2 separate regions of the Homo sapiens genome follow, and region 1 is linked to region 2. Evidence: read pairs that join two places in POLR2A ChIA-PET (ENCODE). Cell type or tissue: CD4-positive, alpha-beta T cell. All regions are shown on one strand.

Region 1 (5,000 bases), 400 kb after region 2:
ATTTCTTCTGTTGTTTATTTTCAAATTGGAAATACATATTTTATTATAAAAGTGGCACCTGATGACTACAAAAAATAATGCTCTATCCCTTCCCCACAACCCCCCACCCGTCACCACCAAAGATAACTTCAGTTACCGGTAGGAATAGGAAAGGAAAACCTTCTTAGTGTTTTTTTCTTTAAGTCAATCCTTTCCCCAGCTGAAATGAGCAATTTTAATTTCTCTCTGTGCTTTCAGGAGCATTCAATCGGAGGAAACGAAACTCCATCTATGTCACCGTGACTTTGCTTATTGTGTCCGTGTTAATTCTCACAGTGGGCCTTGCTGCAACCACCAGGACCCAGAATGTGACTGTAGGAGGTTATTACCCCGGAGTTATTGTAAGTATAGAAGGCACAGGTAGGTCGCAGTAGCTTGCTGTCTACAGAAATTCTGGCTCTGCTCTGATAGTTTTCAATTCTGTTTGAGTGTCTAGTGTTTGCTCAGATTTCCTCCTTTGTATCTCTGTATATTTATGTGGAGAGGCAACTCTGGGCCCGCTAAGAAGAGCACTGGACTGAGAATCAGAAGAATCCAGCACCATCCCTATCTAACAGTGTGATCCTGAGCAAGTCATCTCACTCTTTAATACCTCAGGTTTCTGGTTTAGGAGATGTTACCAGCAGTGTTAACCTTAGGCTAAGGTCCTTTCTCTCCGGGCATCTGCATTCCCATATATAATAGAGGTCATCTGATCTCACCTGAAATCTGAGGATCCTGGCAGCTTGACACTCTGACCAACAGCACTGATCTCCAAAGTGATCCTGCACTCCTATCAGAAAAAGCTGTGGAAGATATGTTCCTAAAATATGTATATTTATTCACTTATAAATTATATATATACATGTTCATAAAACTTATATAAAAATGAACATTCAAAAATTAGATAAAAATAAGTATACAATAACTTTTAATATCTTCATGTGAACACAAACTAAAATGTCACCAGATAATATGCACTTAGTGTGAAGCTTGTCATTAAAGACAGTGGCTTTAAATCCTTATTTCAAATGGCCCACTAGATAATTGTGAATATTTTTGGCTGCCTTCTTATCCCATATGATTAGACTGTCATTGGAGTCATGTTTTTAAATGTCAATATCACAATTTGGCTGCCAAAAATCTACCCTGGGAGTTAGAAGTATTAAACTCTGCCATTTTCTTGTTGCTTACGTTTGCTTACATTATTAGGGTCATCTTCAACTTCTGGTTTCTCAAGAGGAATCTTTTCAAGCCTCTTATCCATTTTGTTGAGACTAGTTTCGTTAAAATTGGATAATACAATCCAGGCACACATAAAATGCCCCACCATCAACCGTTTGTTGCTTGGAACTTGCCCTCCTCCAGAAGGATAGTTCACCTGATCACCTGACATTCACACGGACAGAGGGTGCCAGTGACAGTCTGTTTATTAAATATTAGTAATGTTTGGTTTCTTATTATTTTAGATAAACAATAAATAGGAAACAGCCGTATTCCAGTGGATTGTTTTATCTACCCTAGGGTGCATGCAGTTCCCTTTGGAGACTGCTAAACTAGTTGCATTAGAAAAACCAAAACCTAATTTGAGTCTACGTACACTGCTGTTGAACCCAAAAACCTAACTCTAGAGGTGAGATCATATTTTAAACACCAATTAAATGGCTCCTCAATTGTTAGAGAGCAGAAGGACCTTTAGGACAATTCAGTTAAGAAATATTTTAGTACAGCAAAGAGGTCAGATGTATTTTTTGTTGTTGTTTTGTTTCATTTCTCTTTGAAATGAAATGAGAGAGAGAGAGAGAGGTGGGGATTGGAGAGAGAAGCAAAGCGAGAGGGGAGATTAAAGATGATGCCTTGGACAAGCCAGAGCTATAAGTGACCAAGCCTGGAGCCTGTTGCCTAGGTCACTGATTTCATTCCACAGTCAGCCTCCTCAATAGCTCTTGAGAAGCTGGGACCTAAAGTGGGCTGCAGGCTATGCCTTCCTGGAGCTGAAGGCTGCTGGGGGAAGTGCCTCCACAGCTCCAGGGCAGGCAGGGCTCCTCCCAGCTGAGGGCAGGTGACCCACAGACACTGTTTGGTGCCCTGTGTTAAACATGTGATGTGAGAACTCACCCAGTGCACTTCCTGTGGTGAGGCAAGAAAACCAGTCGTCAGCAGAATTGGGTTTTATTTTTAAACACAAGCAAAGCCGGTGGGGGGTCGGGGGGTGGGTGTGCAGGGAGGAACAGAGGGGGTAAGATAGCATTTCGGTGGCTTGGAAAAGCAATTTATAGGGTCTGCTTGACTTTGTGTATTTCAGGTAGCTGCATTAGTAAAATATTTCTGACTGATGAGCAAATGCTGAAGCCAAGATTTAGAGTCTCTGTGGGTGAGGGGAAGGTATTTTCCATGTTATTTAAGAGTATGAACTCCTATTCATAAACAGTGGCTGTGAACCTTCTCTGTGGAATATCTTACTGTGGGTGGCTAGGTTGGAATACGTTAACAAAGGAAGGAGGGTGCCTGATTGCTGTTATTCAAGTACCTGATGTTCAGCTAGCACTAGAAGTTGAAGCAGTGGGGGCGTGTGTTTGCGTGTGAGTGGTTCACTAAGAGCTAATATGGAAGTGTTAATAGGAAAGCCATCCCTAACGGACACTGTGCCCCCATGATTTAACCTTTAAAAATGTGCTCTCATAGTTCCTGGAGATTGCTTCTTTAAAATGCATTTTAATTACATAAAATAAAGGGGAAAAGACAGCAGATTGAATAGCAGAAAAATCCATTTGAGTTTATAGGTCAGATCACGTTGTAACAAATACAATTACGACTCATACCTCAGAAACAGTAAACGCCTGAGAATCCAGATTTGTCTGGGAATGGGGTACTTTCATTAACTGAATAGCTTGGTTATTAGGGAGTTACTATAGAAACTCCAAACCAGTGGTTTCCCCACTCTGATGTGAATAAGAATGACCTTGTGAACCTGCAAAAAATGCAGATCTCTACTCCCTAGCCCAAGAGATTCTGATTCAGTTGGTCTGCATGGGCCCTGGCAATCTGAATTTTCTTTTCATAAACTAACCTTTGATTGAAAAAGTAATAAATGTTGAATCCACCTGAGGGGAAAGAATCCGTGGGGGGTGGGGGGAGTCTAATTCAGGTGGACTAGCAACCACCTGGAGAATTAACACACAGTAAAATATGCTTAGCAATAAAACCAGAAGGATCATAATGTGTCATCTGGAGATTCTGCACTGTCAAAGTGGTCACTTTAAATATAAATTACTAATGTATAGAACTGTGAAAAAGTTTCAGCTTATTTAGAACTCTGCTGTTTTAGACTCTGATTAAATGTGTTAACAATCCATGAGAATTTAAATTTTCAAAACAGACAAATTAGGGAGAAGTTATTAGATTAAAAGAAGACTTACCATACAAATCATTTAAATATTGTGATCTCAGGTACTTAAAATATAACTCAATTTGCATAATTCTAAGTCACGTGAAGCTTTTTGGGAGCATCTTTATTTTGCCAAATGAGATATCTTTGTACAGTGAGGTGCATTATCATGGCATGTTAGCTACTCTACCTGAGCTAGCATGTGGTATCATCGTTCTAAGAGACATACGCACACATGCCTCTGTAAAGATGTGCTAGTCTGTACAGTCTGAACTGTAAAGTTTTAAAAAAACTAAAACCAGGCTGGGCACGGTGGCACATGCTTGTAATCACAGCACTTAGGGAGGCTGAGGTGGGAGGATAGCTTGAGGCCAGGAGTTCAAGTCCAGCCTGGGCAACGTGGTGAGACGCCATCTCTACAAAAAGTATATATATAAAAAATTAGCCAAGTATGGTGGTGCACGCCTCTGGTCCCAGCTACTCGACAGGATGAGGTAAGAGGATCTCTTGAGCTCAGGAGGTTAAGGCTGCAGTGAACCATGATCACTCACCCCACTGGGCTCCAGCCTGGGCCACAAAGCAAGACTGTCTCAAATAAATAAATAAATAAAATTTAAAAACTAAAAACGGCCAGGTGCGGTGGCTCACACTTGTAATCCCAGCATTTTGAGAGGCTGAAGCAGGCGGATCACTTGAGCCCAGGAGTTTGAGACCAGCCTAGACAACATGACAAAGCCCCATCTCTACAAAAAAAAAAAAAAAAAAAAATTAGCCTGGCCCTGTGGCATGAGCCTGTAGTCCCAGTTACGTGGGAGGCTAAGGTGGAAGGATCGCTTGAGCCTAGGAGATGGAAGTTGCAGTGAGCTGAGATCGCGCCACTTCACTCCAGCCTGGGTGACAGATCGAGGTCCTGTCTCAAAAAAACAAAACAAAACAAAACAGAAACAAAAACCGAACACCAACAAACAAAGACAAACTGGATTAAGAATTTTACTGTCCTCAAATATTCAAGGCATTTTATTTCAGGAGGGTTCAGATGAGCTTTCTACTCTGAAGGCCTAAAAACCCAAGAGCTTCATTTGTTGCCTGAAGCTGAAAGAGACAGGGGAGGGTGATTGCTGCTTCCCGGTACACCTCCTCTTACCTTAGATGCAGGAAAAAGAGGCCTCTAAATGTGTTTCCCAAGCAACCCACAAGATGGAGTTGGTCCCCTGGATAGTGAGACAAGCCTTTCATTCTTGCACCCTCTCCTCAGCTGCTATATTGATACTATTAGGGCGCATACTAGCCTGAGTCTTCTTTCAGGAAAGAGAGCAAGAATTTCTGCCCCCTTTCCCAGGGAGTGGGTAGGAGAGTCAGTTAATTGAAAATCATTTCAGAGTTACTGTGGGATATTAGGAGATGGGGACAACAGGGATCATTCAAAACAATCAAGATCCCAGAAACCTTCTTTAGGTCAGTGTGGCCTCAGATTCACATGTAAAGACTCCTTGGAAAAGTCCAAAGAAATTTTGATTAACATGAATGCTCAGAAAACATAAGGAGCTCTGGATAGTGGGATTTTGTAGTAAATAGTGAATTAGGCAGAAAGATT
Region 2 (5,000 bases):
GGGGTCAGTAGTAACATTTCCTTTGTCATTCAAATTGTGTTTATTTGGTTTTTCTCTCTTTTCTTATTAATTATTCTATCTAGTGGCCTATCTTTTTTATTAACTTTTTCAAAAAAACCATTCCTGGATTTGTTGATCTTTTGAATTTTGTGTGTGTGTGTGTCTTGATTCCTTCAGTTCAGCTCTGGTTTTTGTTATTTCTCATCTTCTGCTAGCTTTCCTGTTGATTTGTTTTTGCTTCTCTAATTCTTTCAGTTGTGAAGTTACGTTGTTAATTTGAGAACTTTCTAACTTTTCAATGTGGGCATTTAGTGCTATGATTTTCCCTCTTAACACTGCCTTACCTGTGTCCCAGAGATTCTGGTATGTTGTGTCTTTGTTCTCATTATTTTCAAAGAACTTCTTGATGTCTGCCTTAATTTCATTATTTACCCAAAAGTCATTCAGGAGCATTTTGCTTAATTTCCATGTTATTGTATAGTTTTGAGCAATTTTCATTGTGTTGACTTCTATTTTTATTGTGCTGTGGTCCGAGAGTGTGTCTAGTATGATTTTGGTTCTTTTACATTTGTTGAGGATTGTTTTATGTCCAATTATGTAGTTGATTTTAGAGTATGTGCCATGTGGCGATGAGAAGAATGTATATTGTGTTATTTTGGGGTGGAGACTTCTGTAAAGGTTCATCAGGTCCATTTGATCCAATGCTGAGTTTAGGTCCTGAATATCTTTGTTAATTTTCTCCTTAGATGATCTATCTAATACTGTCAGTGGAGTGTTGTAGTCTCTCACTATTATTGTGTGGGAGTCCATGTCTCTTTGTAGCTCTCTAAGAACTTGCTTTATGAATATTTAAGATAGTTAAATCTTCTTGTTGAATTGAAACCTTTACCATTATGTAATGCCCTTCCTTGTCTTTTTGACCTTTGTTGGTTTGAAATCTGTTTTGTCTGAAATTAGAATTGCAACCCCTTCTTTTTTCTTTTTTCCATTTGTTTGGTAGATTTTTCAGCCTCTTGTTATTTGGAGCCTATGAATGTCATTACTTGTGAGATGGATCTCTTGAAGACTGCATACCATTGGGTCTTGCTTTTCTATCCGGCTTGCCATTTTGCACCTTTTAAGTGGGACATTTAGCCCATTTACATTCAAGGTTAGTATTGATATTTATGGATTTGATCTTGTCATTGGGCTGTTAGCTGGTTATTATGTTGGCTTGCTTGTGTGGTTGCTTTACAATGACACTGGTCTGTGTGTTTAAGTGTGGTTTTGTATTAGCTACCAGTGGTCTTTTCTTTCTATATTTAGTGCCCCCTTCAAGACCTCATGTAAGGCAGGTCTTGTGGTAATGAAGTCCCTTGATATTTGCTTATCTGAAAAGGATCTTATTTCCCTTTCACTTAGGAAGCTTAGTTTGGCTGGATATGAAATTATTGGTTGAAGATTTTTTTCTTTAAAAATGTTGAATATAGGCCCCCAATCTCTTCTGGCCTATAGGGTTTCAGCTGAGAGGTCTGCTGTTAGCCTGATGGGGATCCTCTTATAGGTGACCTGCCATTTCTCTCTAGCTGCCTTTAACATTCTTTCTTTCATTTTGACCTTGGAAAATCTGACAATTATGTGTCATGGGGATGATCTTCTTGTGGAGAATCTTGTAGGAGTTCTCTGTTTTCCTGAATTTGACTGTTGGCCTCTCTAGCAAGGTTGGGGAAGTTTTCATGGATGATATCCCAAAATAGATTTTCTCCCCCTCCCTTTTGGGGATGCCAGTGACGCATAGATTTGGCCTCTTTACATAATCCCATACTTCTCAGAAGTTTTATTTATTCCTTTTTATTCTTTTTTGTTTATTTTTGTCTGACTCTCTTATTTCACGTTCTGAGGTTCTTTCCTCAGCTTAGTTTATTCTGCTGTTAATACTTGTGATTGTATTGTGCAATTCTTGTACTGTGTTATTCAGCTCTGTCAGACCCGTTATGTTCTTCTCCTTCTTTTTTTTTTGACGGAGTCTTACTCTGTTGCCCAGGCTGGGGTGCAGTGGCATTATCTTGGCTCGCTGCAATCTCCACCTCCCGGGTTCAAGCAATTCTCCTGTCTCAGCCTCCCGAGTAGCTGGGATTACAGGCGTCTGCCATCATGCCCAGCTAATTTTTGTATTTTCAGTAGAGACGGGGTTTCGCCATGTTGGCCAGGCTGGTCTCGAACTCCGGACCTCATGTGATCCACCTGCTTTGGCTTCTTAAAGTGCTGGGAATATAGGTGCGAGCCACCATGCCCAGCCTAGGTTCTTTTTCAAACCAGCTATTTCACCCTTCAGCTCCGGTATCACTCTATTATGGTTCTTATTTCCCTTAGACTGGGTTTTGCCATCCTCCTGAATCTAAATAGTCTTTGTTCCTATCCATATTCTGAATTTTATTTCTGTCATTCTAGCCAGTTCGGCCTGGTTAAGAACTCTTGTTAGAGAACAAGAGGTGCGGTCGTTTGGAGGACATATGGCCTTCTGGCCATTTGAGTTACTAGAGTTCTTGCATTGGTTCTTTCTCATCTCTGCATGTTGGTAGCAACATGCAGATGCCGAGGAAGATCAATACACCCTACAAGAGATGTCCTGTAAGGTAGATGGGCAGGGCCTGGTGTCAGCTGTGGAGGGGTGGTGATTTGATGGCTGCTAAAGGGGGAAGACAGCTTTCCAGCAGCTGAGAGGTGGCATGGGCTGCCTATCAGGTGGTTGCTTTCATTGCATTGGCTGTGTTTAACCACAATGTGGGCAACCACTTAGAGAAACTGTACAGAAGACTTAAGAGCCAGATGCATTGTTGGAGTTGACAGCATTTATGGGGACTTCCAACCCTGACATTCTCAATTTGTGCAACTCTTTGGCATTTCAAAGAAAAGGAAACAGTAAGAAACCACATGAAACTGCAACATAGATTCAGTACAGACAATAGACTTCTTTTCTGGATGTTTTCACTGGGCCAAGGCTTTGTGTAGAGTCTTTATTTGAAGCTGATGTCTTGTCTCTGGTTTCAGAGGGGGATATGTTAGTGAAGTATTTTTCGTGTTGAAGCTTTGGGGTGTGATCCAGCAGGTGACACTTAGGCTTATTGGTCAGTTGGTAGACTCTTGTCCGGTTGTGTGGCTCCCCTATGTTTCCTCTCAGTTGCAGCTGTGTTCCCTCTCAGTGCCCTGAAAGTGTGGGGTCCTCTCCCCCTTAAGTGCTGGCCATAGTTCATGACTTGGCACTCTTGGGCTGCCCACTGCAGCTCTGGGGCAATCTCAGAGCTGCTAAGGAAGAGATCTTAGTAATGGTTGTGGCCCAGGGTCGTTTGCTCGACTCCTGGGGCCTCTATGCCAGAGAGATGCAGGTCAGCAATTGCTCAGTGCAGTCAGCCCAAGATGGAGGGTTTGTGCTGTGGACCCAAGCTAGGGGTTCCCTGCCTGGTGATGAGCCACGGTGGGTGTGTGGGACCCGTGGGACACAGACTGGCCACCTCTCCTTGGGTCAACTGCAGCTTGTTGGAGGTATGGATAAGGCACTTAGGGTCTTTGTTCCTTTGTTAGTCTGAGGGTGGCAAGGGCAGTGGCAGAGAAGCTTTCAAATGCCCCTGGAGGATCTGCACAGGGAGCTGCTGAGTTTGTACTGGCTCAAGAGCTCTGGTGGCAGGGTGTCTGGAGGCCCAGGCCTGGAGAACCTGCCCGGTGAGGAGATAGGAGAACGGGTGTATCGTAAGAGTCTGGCCACTTTTCTGTAGGGCTGCTGCAGTATGCTTGGGGCCTGCTTCAGTCTTTAGTCACCTCAGATTTTCCAGAACCTGGAGGTGTCACTAGTGAAGGCTGCAAAAAGACAAAGATGGCAGCATGTCCCTCCCTCTGGGAACTTTGTCCCAGGGAGGTGCAAACCTGTTGCTGGCCCAAAGGCACCTGTAGGAAGTGGCTGGAGGCCCTAGTTTGGAGGTCCCACCCCGTGAGGAGGAAGGGATCAGAACCTGCTTTTAAAAAGCAGCCTGGCCACGTTTTGGTAGAGTAGCTGTGCTGTGCTGGGAGTGCACTTCAGCCCCTGATCGCTTCAGACCCTCTGAAGCCCAAAGGCTGGAATGGCTAAGTCACCCAAACAGCAAAGAAGCAGCCCGCCCCTCCCTCCGGGAGCTCAATCCTAGGGAGAATTAAGATCTTTGTCAGCCGGAGAGCTCAGGCAGGGGTGGGCAGAGGCCCCATTGGGAGGTCCCATCCAGTGAGGAGGAACGGGATCAGGCACCTGCTTAAAGCAGCAGTCTGGCCATGTTTTGGTAGAGGAGCTGTGCTGTGCTGGGGGATCCCTTCAGCCTTCAGCTCAGACTCCAAAGTCTGAAGGCTGGAATGGCCAAGACACCCATACAGCAAAGATGGTGGCCCACCCCTTCCCCTGGGAACTCCTTCTTAAGGAGGTGCGATGCAGCTACTGGTAGTTGGCTGGAATTCCAAGCCAGTGGGTCTTATCTTGTGAGGTGCCATGGAAGTGGGGTGTGTGGGCTGTTGCGGCTCAGCCCCCTGGGAGAAGCCTGGTTTCCCCGGGTCACTCATTCAGTCACCGCTTCCCTGTGTGGCGGGGGGATCCCCTGGCTCCATGTTGTTCCTAGGTAGGCTGTTGTCTTGCTTTTATTCGTTCTCTGTGGGTCAGGTTGTTTCCTTGATTAATCCCAGTGTGAATGCCTGGATGTTTCAGTTGAAGGTGTTGTATTTATTTGCCCCTTCTTTTCCTCTACCTGACAGCCATGCACACTAGCTGCTTCTAGTTGGCTATCTTGGACACTCCCCTCCGCCCCCCACTCTGCCATTCAGCCTTTCAAAAGAAGGAAATTTGGCTGGGCATGGTGGCTCACACCGGAAATCTCAGCACTTTGGGAGGCCGAGGCGGGTGGATCACCTAAGGTCAGGAGTTCGAGATCAGCCTGGCCAACATGGTGGAACTCCATCTCTACTAAAAATACAAAAATTAGCCTGGCATGGTGGCGGGCACCTGT

Evidence for each region. ChIA-PET counts read pairs that join two places held together with the same protein. Peaks named below come from ENCODE experiments on the same cell type or tissue, not always from the same donor. Only the 100,000 strongest peaks of a DNase experiment are listed, where the experiment ranks them.
Region 1: POLR2A ChIA-PET joins it to region 2 with 7 read pairs; 1 of 35 experiments calls an interaction of 5 or more read pairs at or near these places.

The regions. Positions count from the first base shown.
Region 1 is chrX:120,299,729-120,304,728 of GRCh38, reverse strand. It overlaps TMEM255A (transmembrane protein 255A), which reads left to right. Exons shown (of 9, transcript NM_001104544.3): 2 at 238-380. Among named protein-coding and RNA genes, the nearest start is that of TMEM255A, 9.2 kb to the left of the region's middle. In CD4-positive, alpha-beta T cell, no CTCF peak of the experiment used is centred here; a DNase peak (open chromatin) is centred at 2,098; H3K4me3 peaks cover 283 bases.
Region 2 is chrX:120,695,059-120,700,058 of GRCh38, reverse strand. No RefSeq gene overlaps it. Among named protein-coding and RNA genes, the nearest start is that of C1GALT1C1, 68 kb to the right of the region's middle. RefSeq lists an enhancer at 2,877-2,976. In CD4-positive, alpha-beta T cell, no CTCF peak of the experiment used is centred here; a DNase peak (open chromatin) is centred at 2,808; H3K27ac peaks cover 626 bases.